Linked DNA regions of Homo sapiens: region 1 is linked to region 2. The links are chromatin contacts, found by Hi-C in ENCODE. All regions are on one chromosome and are shown on one strand. Each heading gives the region's core, a stretch centred on a gene start or an enhancer-like site at or near the end of the contact. The rest is flanking DNA. Distances are from core to core; before and after follow the strand shown. Region 1 has its middle 12 kb from the start of MGAT3. Region 2 has its middle 7.7 kb from the start of PDGFB.

The links. A loop is a pair of places that touch in the nucleus more often than their neighbours do. Pooled maps may share reads with other maps.
Region 1: a loop to region 2 is called in a pooled map, with 2.4 times the contacts of the local background. The contact joins two enhancer-like sites. A Hi-C loop is called at or near these places in 6 of 37 single-sample maps with no recorded cell type and 3 of 50 pooled maps.

The regions. Positions count from the first base shown.
Region 1 is chr22:39,441,634-39,447,702 of GRCh38, forward strand. No RefSeq gene overlaps it. Among named protein-coding and RNA genes, the nearest start is that of MGAT3, 12 kb to the right of the region's middle. RefSeq lists enhancers at 5,332-5,381, 5,612-5,801 and a silencer at 6,026-6,069. Within about 2 kb of position 4,633, at least 9 of the 41 ENCODE cell types and tissues checked have a DNase peak (open chromatin) inside an H3K27ac peak, as active enhancers do.
Region 2 is chr22:39,249,791-39,255,540 of GRCh38, forward strand. No RefSeq gene overlaps it. Among named protein-coding and RNA genes, the nearest start is that of PDGFB, 7.7 kb to the left of the region's middle. RefSeq lists a silencer at 3,834-3,883 and enhancers at 4,359-5,137, 5,054-5,348, 5,105-5,354, 5,138-5,750. Within about 2 kb of position 4,326, at least 22 of the 41 ENCODE cell types and tissues checked have a DNase peak (open chromatin) inside an H3K27ac peak, as active enhancers do.

The DNA of each region.
Region 1 (6,069 bases), core at 3,383-5,882, 190 kb after region 2:
ACTTAAAAGTTTAAGCTGGGCTCAGTGCCTCACAACTATAATCCCAGCATTTTGGGAGGCTGAGGCGGGTAGATTGCTTGAATCCAGGAGTTTGAGACCAGCTTGGCTCAGATGGCAAAACCCCATCTCAGGCCAGGCGCATGGCTCACGCCTGTAATCCCAGCACTTTGGGAGGCCGAAGTGGGCAGATCACGAGGTCAGGAGTTCAAGACCAGCCTAGGCAACATAGTGAAACCCCGTTTCTACTAAAAATACAAAAATTAGCCGGGCGTGGTGGTGGGTGCCTGTAGGCCCAGCTACTCGAGAGGCTGAGACAGGAGAATCACCTAAACCCAGGAGGCGGAGGTTGCAGTGAGCCGAAATCATGCCACTGCACTCCAGCCTGGGCAACAGAGCGAGACTCCATCTCAAAAAAAAAAAAAAAAAAAAGTGGGGGCGAGGCTGGGCACAGTGGCTCACGCCTGTAATCCCAGCACTTTGGGAGGCCAAGGCGGGCGGATCACCTGAGGTCAGGAGTTCGAAACCAGCCTGGCCAACATGGTGAAACCCCATCTCTACTGAAAAAAACAAAAAACAAAAATACAAAAATTAGCCGGGTATGGGTGTGCGCCTGAAATCCCGGCTACTTGGGGGGCTGAGGCAGAAGAATCACTTGAACCCGGCAGGTGGAGGTTTCAGTGAGCTGAAATTGTGCCACTGCACTCCAGCCTGGGCGACAGAGCGAGACTCTGTCTAAAAAATCCCCCAAAAAACCGTCTCTACCCAAAACACAAAAAAATTAGCCATGTGTGGTGGCACGTGCCTATGGTCCTAGCTACTCTGGAGGCTGAGGTGGGAGGATCACTTGAGCCCAGGAGGTGGAGATTTCAGTGAGCCAAGATCATGCCACTGCACTCCAGCCTGCGGAACAGAGCGAGACCCTGTCTCAAAAAAAAAAAAAAAAAAAAAAAAGATTAAACATTAGTTCTGAATTAAACATTGAATTACCATACGACTCAGTAATTCCACTTCTGTGTATACACCCAGAAGAACTGAAAGCAAAGTCTCAGATGCTCGTGTGGCAATGTTGGTAGCAATATTGTATACATCAGCCAAAAGGTGGAGGCAACTCATCAATGGATGAGATGTCCATGGATAAACAAAATGCGTTCTATCCATACAATGAAATATTATTCAGCCTTAAAAAAAAAAGAAATTCTGACACATGCTACAATGTAGATGAATCTTAAGCACATTATGCTAAGTAAAATGAGGCAGTCACAAAAGGACAAATACTATACGGTCTCACTCAGACGAGGCACTTATGGTAGTCAAATTCAGAGACAGAAAGTAGAATGGGATTGACAGATGCTGGGGGGCAGGGGAATGGGGAGTTAATATTTAATGGGTGCAGAGTTTCAGTTTTGCAAGATGAAAATCCTGCTGGGCCAGGCTGGCTTGGTGGCTCACGCCTGTAATCCCAGTGCTTTGGAAAGCCAAGGTGAGTGGATCACCTGAGGTCAGGAGTTCCAGACCAGTCTGGCCAACATGGCAAAACCCTGTCTCTACTAAAAATACAAAAATTAGTCGGGCATGGTGGCTTACACCTGTAATCTGAGCTACTCAGGTGGCTGAGGCACAAGAATCGTTTGAACCCGGGAGGCAGAGGTTGCAGCGAGCCGAGATCATGCCACTGCACTCCACCCTGGGCGACAGAGCGAGACTCTGTCTCAAAAAAAAAGCATTCTGGAGATGGACGGTGGTGATGGTACCATACAAGGTGAATGTACCTAATGCCACCACACTGTGTGCTAAAAACTGGTTAAAGTGGTAAATTTTGTGTTACGTAGATTTTACCACATTTTTCTTTTTTAAAGTTTGGCTACCCAGTGGATTTGTGCTGACCAGGGCATTGAGACTTCATAGTCACTGGAGCTAATGAGAAAAGATGCGGGGAGACTTTGGCCAGGTGTCGTCCAGGCACTGCCTCAGCCAGGCCTCCCAGGCTGGGTAGGCGTGAACAGAGGATCCTGCAGGGAGGAGCAAGGCCTTGCTTGGCCTCCACACTGGTCAAAGCCACCCGGCCCCAGAGAATCAGCCCCTCATTGGGCACCTCGATTGCTGACTGCCCTGTCTGTGGTGAGAGCCAGCAAGATTTCTTCCTGTTGTTAATTTGATTTTTTATTGGCTCTATGTTTTTTTATATTCATTTTGCAAATTTGCTTTGGTTTGGTTTTGTTTTTTGAAACAGAGTCTCACTCTGTTGCCCTGGCTGGAGTGCAGTGGCACGATTCAGGCTCACTGCAACCTTTGTCTCCTAGGTTCAAGCGATTCTCATGCCCCAGCCTCCTGAGTACCTGGGATTACAGGCGCCCGCCACCAAGGCAGGCTAATTTTTGTATTTTTTAGTAGAGACAAGGTTTCGCCTTGTTAGCCAGGCTGATCTGGAACTCCTGGCCTCAAGTGATCCTCCCGCCTTGGCCTCCCAAAGTGCTGGGATCACAGGCATGAGCCACCGTTCCCAGCATTGCTTTGTTTTTAATGTTGGAGGCAAACATAAACACAAGAGCTTTACACCTAGCTCGGTGTCTGCGCATATTTAAGAAACACTGTGATAAAAATGACTGACGACAACCCCAGAATCCATGAGAATTTTTTTCTTTCTAAGAGCATTAGGATTTGAGTCATGCCATGGTTTGGCTTCTGAATCTGTCTCCCTTGGAGCAGGGTCATCTCTGTGTCTCCGTGGGGACATAGGGCCAGTCTTGAAATTGTTTCCTGAGTGAGTAATGAAGTGAGTGAATGAATGAATGAAGAGCTAGCAGAAGGAGAAATCACTGGGGGGCAGGGTGCAGAAGCAGCAGGAGAATCAGGGAAGTCTTCCAGGAAGAGGCCCAGGCATCCTGGGCCCAGAAGTGGGATCAAGAGTTTGAGGAATAGGAGATGGGGTGGGGATGGGCGTATCTCAGGGTGAGGCACGAGTCCGGGCCTGAAGGGTGCTGAGGGCCTCTGCCTAGTGATGTCACGCCTGGAACCCAGCCTCTGAGCCCAGCTGTCGGGGCGGGCAGTCTAGGGGCAGCCTTCCCCATCAGACCTCTGGGAGTCAGCCCCACAACTCCCTCCCCATGCCACATCCCAGACAACACCTGGTCCTGCAGGTCTCATCTCCTCTTTCCAGCCTCCCATCTCCACCCCAGCCACCATTACCTCCCCTGTTTCCCAGCGCCTCTGCCAGCTCTCCCCACTGCCAGTCTGGCCCCATCTGATCCATCTCAGACCAGCGACATCCAATCATTCCTCCAGCGAATATGCATCGAGCACTTAGTGTGCGCTCAGCTCTGATTGGGAACCAAAGAAAGGCCCTGCCCAGTGGAGAGACAGACAACAAACAAGGAAACCTAAGCGCGTCCTCTGACAGCCAGCAGCAACACGCGCCAGGGGGATAACAGGAGGAATCTGAGAAGGGATCCACGGGGCGCCTTCTCTGTGCCTTCAGGGCCATGGCTCCAGACCCTCTAGCCTTGTCAGGACTGCTGTGAGCTGTGAGTCTGGTCCTAGCCTGGCCAGCCTGGACCAGGCCACCAGCTCCACATGGCCATCACATTGCATGGCAGCACAGTGTGATCTTGGACGAGTCACTTTCCAGTTCTGAGCATCAGCTTGTCCACCTGTAGGATGAGCTTGGTGGCAAGAACACTGCAGGAATCACCAGGGCCCTGAATCCTCCTAGGAGCTGGAGGGTTGGCCCTGTGAGGAAGGAGTGACTTTCATCCCGACCTGATTTAGAAACAGTCTCTCTCCTGCCAGCTGCAGTCAGTGGGGGCTACGTCATACCCCTCATGAGACGGTGGAAGGCTCAAAAGTGATGTGGTTCATGCTGAGACATGGCCACAGTAAGTGTCCCCACAGCAGCAGCCCTTGTTAGAATCCTGCTGCTCCGTTCCCTGGAGACTTTGTCCAGCCGGGGAGGGTCTGCCTGGATTCAGCCGTCTCCAAGCCTCTAATAGTAGTGAAAACGGCTGGTGTTTCTCCGACACAGCCCCTGGGCCAGTGTCACAAGCACCACTCACAAGGCTCGCTCATCCTGCACCATCACTCCAGACCATGCTGGTGCTTTTACTGTCCCTCTTTGGGGGGATCCAAATCTAGGAAAGGCGATGTAACTCACCCAGACCTCCGGTGGGAGCAGGCCTTGTGCCTGGTCCGCCTGCCATGTCACTGTCTCTGCGGTGTTGGCTGGGGCGGCCCCCTGGCCTCCCTCCCAGGCCCAACGCCTGGCAGGGGTGGCTGGAACAGCTGGGGGAGGCGGCCCCTCTCTTCCCTGTGTGGTCCAGGGCCGCTCTCCCCCTGGATTTCCCTCCATAGCTGCTGACCTCCAAGCTGGAGGAAAAGGACATTGCAAGGCCACTTGAGGCCTAGCCTGGACATTTCCTCATCCTAGTGGGCAAAGCAAGTCACAGGCCTGCCCAGGTTGCAGGGAGGGGAAAATGGTGGACATGCTGCCAGGGCCGGGGAGGGAGGGGACCCTGCAGCCATCTTGGCAGACATCTCCCACCCAAGGACCCCAAGCCTCAGAGCCGTCCTTAACTGCTGGCAGCCTCCAGTGGGGCAGGGCAGCAGAGTGTATGGTGATCCCCATGCTTGCAGAAGAGGCCCAGGAGGCTCGAGGCCCAGCTGGGGGTGAGTAGAGGAGGATAAGCGGGCTCTGGACAGGCCCCAGCGTAACCAAAGGCCATTTCCTCCAGAGGCCCCGGCTCTGTCCCCGTCCCTGAGGGTGTTTTCCCGGGAATGAGCTGGGCCTGCTCCTCCTGCAGGTGATAACACTTGGCCCTGCCTGGGGTTTCCGAAAGGCGGAGGGCGCCACACAGCAGCCGCTCCCTGGCCCCGCCTCGGCCTCACAGACTCTGGAGTGCAGCAAATGTCCCCAGACAGTGATGTTCACTGAGGGTAGCAGGGGGGAAACCAGGGTGGATCTTTCCTCTCCTCCAACCCCTAGAGGCCTCGTGAACCTTTCAGTGGCCTCCCAGCACAGGTGCTGCCACTCATTAGCTGCCTGATCTTGGGAAAGTTAACTTCACTGCTTCATGCCTGTTTCCTTATCTGAAAAATGGGGAGAAAGGAAGGGCAGACACGATTGCTCTGTGCCAGGCCCCGTTCTAAGCACTTTGCATCTAGCAACTCATGCAAGCCTCCCAACAGCCCTGTCAGGCGGGGTCTGTTATGACATTCCTCACTTTACAGATGAGGAAATGAAGGCACAGAGAGGGCAAACAAGTTGCCTGAGGTCACACAGTGAGTCAGTGAATCTCGGAGTTGGGCCCAGGTAGCCCAGGTCTGTCTTGTTAGCTGCCATGCCCAACATCACGGCCTGGCGTGACAATGCAGGATGATGCCAGCCCGTGGTCAGTGATGTGGGTTTGCTTCTGTGGTTATCATCCCCGTGCTCTTTCCGGAGCCCGAACTGCACCTGCTCCGCTAGTGCCTGTGCTCCGCCTCCTATTCCTTCCCTTTTCTATACCATAGTGTGGCTGAGGTTGTTTTAAACCTGAATTTGTTTGAGCCCCTGAGCTTTCTAGTTGCAGTTCATTGCACTTCGCAGAGCAACTGGCAGGAAGTGTGTGTGGTGGCCAGAGCTCTCGCCGCAGATGCAGGCCGTGTTAACGGAGCGCAGGGCAGCCAAGGCAGGTGAGAGACCCTTTGTGTGCATCTATGCAAGTCAGGACATGTCGGGGGAGGGCAAATGGAGAGTAACTGGGATGGAAAGGTCTGGAAACCATGTCATAGGAGGAGGCGCTAAAGAACCTGGGAGGAGGCCGGGCGCGGTGGCTCACACCTGTAATCCCAGCACTTTGGGAGGCCAAGGCAGGCAGATAACGAGGTCAGGAGTTCAAGACCAGCCTGACCAATATGGTGAAACCCTGTCTCTACTAAAAATACAAAAAAAATTAGCTGGGTGTGGAGGCACATGCCTGTAGTCCCAGCTACTTGGGAGGCTGAGGAAGGAGAATCACTTGAATCCGAGAGGCAGAGGTTGCAGTGAGCCAAGTTCGAGCCACCACACTCCGGCCTAGGTGACAGAGTGAGACTCCG
Region 2 (5,750 bases), core at 3,076-5,575:
ACACACACACACACACACACACACACACCCCTACCTCACTTGCAAATTCACCTCTGAGCTCCAGAGCCAGCGCTAGGAGAGGGGCCACAGGTCTTCACCTGGAGAGGGTGGAGGTTGTTCTTACATAGAACTCCCGCCACTTCTCTCAGACCTTCTCACCCTAATGAGGCTCTGGCCACTGGCCTGTGAGTGCCAGGGAGGCAGGAGAGGAGACCCCCAGGAAGGCAGACAGATGGACCCCCAGGCCTAAGCCAGCCTGGAGGAGCCCACCCTGCGGCCTTGGGCCTTGTCCTGTATACAAAGGCGAGGGAAGCGCAGTGTTTGTTTTCCCAAAGCTGATGCATTTTTAGCTCCTCCAGGCTCCAGACAAGGAAGAGGATGTTTGGACGGGGCAGCTTGGACCTATCTGCCCTGCAAGCTGGCTGGAATTCGAGTGAAACCGTCCTGGGGTGAGGGGAGCTGGGCCAGATGGGCTGGAGGATGACCCTATCGGGGGTCTGGGCCCCCCCTCCCCACCTTGATGCTTGAAGTCTGGCTCTCCCCAGAGAAGGCCCATCCTGACAGCGTCCTTTGCTGCCTGCCTCTTGGGCCTGGAGTGAGCCCGTCATCAGGACAGCCTCCCTTGCAGAGCATTCACCCTGGGCCAATCGTGCTCTTGAGCTGACAGCCTGAGGAAGGCGGTAGGACAGTGATTACCATTTGACCAGCAAAGAAAGAGAGCCTGGCTGAGCCCTGACCCACTCCTGGTGCTCTGATCTGTTCATCCGGGGGAGGAGAGGAGACTGAGGCTCCGAGAAGCCTGCTGGCTTTCCCACCGCCACCCAGCAAGGAAGCAGCAGTGTCGGGATTTGATCCAAGGCTGTGATGCCGAAGCCCACAGCTTTGCCACCTCCCAGCCACACGATGCCTCCCTGTGTGCCTAGATGGCAGCTGCCTAGCCTTCTTCATGCCATGATGCATACATACAAAATTATACGGACTACATGGAGAGGCTATGCAGGGCTGGAGGCAGTGGGCCCAAGGATTCGGGGGGGCCCCGGGTCCACCCCCACCCCAGAGACAGAAGCCATTTGCTTGTGGTGGGTCCACAGGTGGGAAACGATGGAATAGGTATGGGTTAGCCAGCCCTTTCCAAATCAGGGCATCCTTTCAGTCGCTTTCTAAGAGTTTGACTGAGGATTCTGGAAGGGATGGAGCTGGGAAGCAGAGACGGACAGGCAGTGAGCGGGCACCCCTCTTGGTGGGGATCCCAGCTTGCTAGAGGAGACTGCTTGTAACTGCAGGAAGCATGGTGAGCCTATCAAAAGAATGGGAAGCCAGCCACAGTATAAAAGTCACAAACTTAGGCAGGAGCAGTGGCTCACACCCATAATCCCAGCACTTTGGGGGACCAAAGCAGGCGGATCACTGGAGCCCAGGAGTTGGAGTCCAGCATGGGCAACACAGCAAAACCCCATCGCTACAAAAAAAATAGTAATAATACAAAAATCAGCCTGGTGTGGTAGCGTGCATCTGTAGTCCCAGCTACTCAGGAGGCTGAGGCGGGAGGATCGCCTGAGCCAAGGAGGTCGAGGATGCAGCGAGCCATGATCACACCACTGCACTCCAGTCTGGGCAACAGAGTGAGACTCTGCTTCAAAAAAAACTAAAAGTCACAAACTTTCCACCAGTATTCATAAGAGCAAACTCTGTGTAGCCTTGGCCGTGCAGTTGGGCAGCCGGCTCTGCACCTGTAGGTGCAATAACTCATTTGAGCTGCACGACACGTGGGCATGAGAGGAGCTCTTGCCACCCCCATTTCACAAATGGGGAAACCAAGGTCCACAACAGCTCTGCCAAAGTCAGGGATGGCTGAGGGCAGAGCCAGGACTTGAACCCAGGCAGCTCAGTGCCAACATCCCTGCCCTGCACTTCTCTACCCATCTGCCAGGCAGGCAAAGATGAAAACACACCCGCCCAGTTCACTGGGGCCTCACCCTCACTCACCCATAGATTCCCATGGGCTATCTCTGTGCCTTCCTCTCACTGCTGCCGTGAATTGAAAACTGTACTAAAAAAAAGTACTTTTTAAAAAGTTAAACACTGTGATTTTATATGTTTCAAACTCATACATTAACTCACTGAACCACCCAACAATCCAGGGAGAGAAAAATACGTTATCCCCATTTTACAGGCATGAAAACTGAGTCCTGGGCCTGGAGGAACAACGTCCGCAGCCTCGGTGTCGTCGTCTGTAGAATGGGTATCCAGACACGATCTGATTGTGGGGAGTGTGTGCGGACGTGCATGGCACGCCTCCGGAGTTATCCTCGGGAAGAATTGGCCATTCCACCACCAGCTCACCTCTCTGGAGCCCCCTGCCCTAGGGGGGGCTTACAGGCCAAAGCAGGCAGGCAGGTAGACAGTCGGAAAGACCCAGACGACTGTATAAACACCCTGGGGCCGTGGTTATATAAGTCAATAAGCAAACAGAGGGCAGCCGGCATGAGTGACTAAGAGTCTTAATAGGAACCACCGCAGCCATGGGCATAGTACGTGCTCCCCGGGCACAGATGTGCTCTGGCCATGGGGCACGTCCCTGCTGAAGCCACAGAGTTATCATCGATGGTCCCAGGTGGAAGGGGTGTTCCATGGAGGATGGGCTTTCCTCTGCCCCTTCCCCCTTGGGGCACCAGGGGACCTCCCTGTTCTTCCTTGGATAACGACAGTGCTCACCACGCCCCCTCCCAGCTGTGGGACCCTGGGTGAGTGTGATTCTGGAACCTGTCCCATTTGGTAATGGGGTTAAGCTAGCAAATGAATGAAGGGGGTTGGCACAAACGGAGCACTCCATACATGGGAGCTGTGGTTACCTTCCTCCCACTTGGCTGAGGCACCTGAGGCACAAACCTCATTCAGTCGCACAATCTGCCTCAAAGGGAAGCAAGCGGCATGGGAAGGATCATACCCCTCTTACAGATGGGAAAACTGAGGCTCAGAGAGGGAAAGTGACTTCTCTAACATCACCCTGTTGGTTAGAGGTGGAGCTGGGTTTGAACTGAAGTCACAGCACTCCCAGGAAAGTGCTCAAAGGGAGGGAAGAATGAATTAAGCCAGAAAGACAGATCCCCCCATCCCACCCACCAGTGTGAGTGAGATATTTTCCCATGTGGGATCTGGTGGGGGCGTGCAGGGAGGGTGAGCGTGCCTGTGTGATGCGGTGTGAAGGGCGACTGGGGGGCCTGCGTGCACACAGGCATTGTGGGTGTAAACCAATGTACACTGGCCCGGGAGGAAGGGAGGATGAAAACACCCCCTGGCAGCCAGCAATGTCCCACTCGGGAGACACCCAGGGCGCCGGCCCCAGCCGAGCAGGCTAGAGACCCCAGGCGCCGGGGCTTCCCTTCCCTAAAGACCACCAGTGGGGGAGGGGAGGATGCACCTCAGCCTCCAAGCCTCATCTCCCTGTCCATCCCCCTCCCCAGCTCCTTCCTGTTTTGATGGAAGGAAAATTTTTCAGCTTTTTCCTTCTTTATTTTTCCAGACGGGTGACTCGCTCGGGAAAGGAACTCCCCCCTCCCCAGACCATCATAACACCTATAGGTCCATGCCATCGAGGCAGGCCCATCCTGTTATGCTGAAATAGGCATGGTTATTTTGGGGTGCCTTACGGGGGTGGTGCCCCAGGGGAGGGGACGTGGGGGTGCTCAGCTGCCTTCTTCTAGTCCACGTCCCCCTCCCAGGTTCCTCCCCACCCCCACCCCGTCCTCCCTGCCCGAGTTCTGGGAGGAGGGAAGGAAGCCTGCCAAGCCAGGGTATAAATAACCCAGGTGGTTACTCAGCTCCTGAGAACATGATAACATGAGTCATGACGTGAAATCAACAGGAGCAGCGAGCGCCCGGGCCGCCGCCCCGGCAGGGCAGTGGGCTGCAGGGAGCGACCGCGAGGGGCCGGGACTGCAGTGGGCAGGGCCCAGGCTGATGGGTGAAGCTGCTGCCCTGTGCCTGGTCCCAGGCAGGCCTCTTCCCAGCTCAGACCCTTGGTTTACTCATCTGGCATACACGGGGTGGGGGCTGCCTTCCTTCCCCAGGTCCTCCTGCAGCTGGAGAGAGGAAAGGAGGGCGGGGGTGAGCTCTGAACATCCCTGGGGCCTTTGCCTGTGCCTGACACACAGTGGTGGACAGAACCAGCCCACTGGAACTTCCAGTCCCCTCTCCCCATTTCCAGGGCAGATGGCCCAAGGGGTTCCCTGAGCCTCAGTGGGACTTGCGGGAAGGGAGGAAGGGGGCTTGGACAGGAGCAGGAGGGTCCTGAGCACAGGGACTGCAGAGCCTTCACCCACCAGGGTGGCCCTGAATCCAGGACAATCTGCAGCCTCCTCTGGCGCCCGCTGCAGTGTGGCCTGAAGCGTGGGCACAGAAACAGGACACCCTGGAAGACCTCCGGCCAAGCCAGTGTGACCAGCCCAGGCAGCTTGGCCGGGCTGCTGGCCCATCTCTGGTGCTCGCAGGCCAGGGGGCAAAAGCCAGCGCCCCTGCATCCTCACCCACGTCCTCGGCTCCGGGCTCATCTCCAGAGCATCACAAGCCTGGACCCCAGGTTGCCATGGCAATGGGTTCTGGAGTCTGTGCAGGGCAAGTCACCCTCTCCTGTCCACCCGCAGCTGCTAGGCCTGGTGGGGGGCAGCAGGGCGATGTGTGGGGGCAGGGCCTGTCCTGGTCGTAGGACAAAGGGCGGGGGGCACAGCTGGTGCTGCTGACCTGGGCTGGGAGCTGGGGCATTATCCTCCACGTGGCCTTCAGCAACTTAGTCTCCCAGCCGAACCTCAGACCCCTGCCTGGGCAATGGCAGAGGAGGGGGAGGATAACGCCTGTCCTGGCTATTATGAGGGGCACGCTGCAGAGGGCGTGTTATCAGGAGAGCAAAGACCCCTCTTCCTCTTTGAGGCATCGCCCTCTACACCTTTGGCCTTATCAGAAGGGCAGCACCCCCAGAGCTCGCACCCCACCTCATCTGCCCTGACCCTTGGCCCAGCTTTCTCTCCAGGTGGGGGGTTCACCGCACCCACCGCCCGCGACCCCTGCATGCCCAGACAGCTTGGCATGGCTCAGACCCAGCATTCAACGGGCAGCCTGCCCTCTGGCCCCTCACAAACAATGGGGACTCCAGGAATATTGTCCCGCCCGGGCTGAATCAAACGCTCTAAATTTAGTCTCTCTGATGTGTCCTCCGTTTCCTGCCCCTGCTGCCCTCCTTTCAAGGCGATGAGGTCACCCCGGAACTGCCTGCCCCAGCAGCCAGACCAAGGGGGTTTCCAGGCCCAGGACTGCTCTCCTGCTCTTGGGGAACGGGGTTTCATGGGGACCAGGGGACATGGGCCTTCCCTCCTTCCCACCCTGTGCTGCCTTGCCAGGCCCCCGGGCTGCTGGGCCCCATGGTCAGGGCCTGAGGCAACCCTGTCCCAGCGCTGAGGACCCAGGAACATGCCACCAGCCTGGGATGGGGGAGGCCACGGAGGGAGGGAGCAGTGAGCCCCCAGGGAGGAATCTCGAGCTGAGGGACCAGGAGTTCGGGCTTGTTCTGAGAAACGCACAGTGTCAGAGTCACTCATTCAGAAAGACTGAGAGAGCCTGCCGAGAGCTGGGTACCGGAGACGCGTCCCTGCCCTCTCAGAGTTGACAGTCCAGAGGCAAAAAGGACAATCGGCAAGTAAATAGTAAATGAACAAGAAGACCCCGGTTGTGAGAAAATGTTATAAAGCAAATAAATC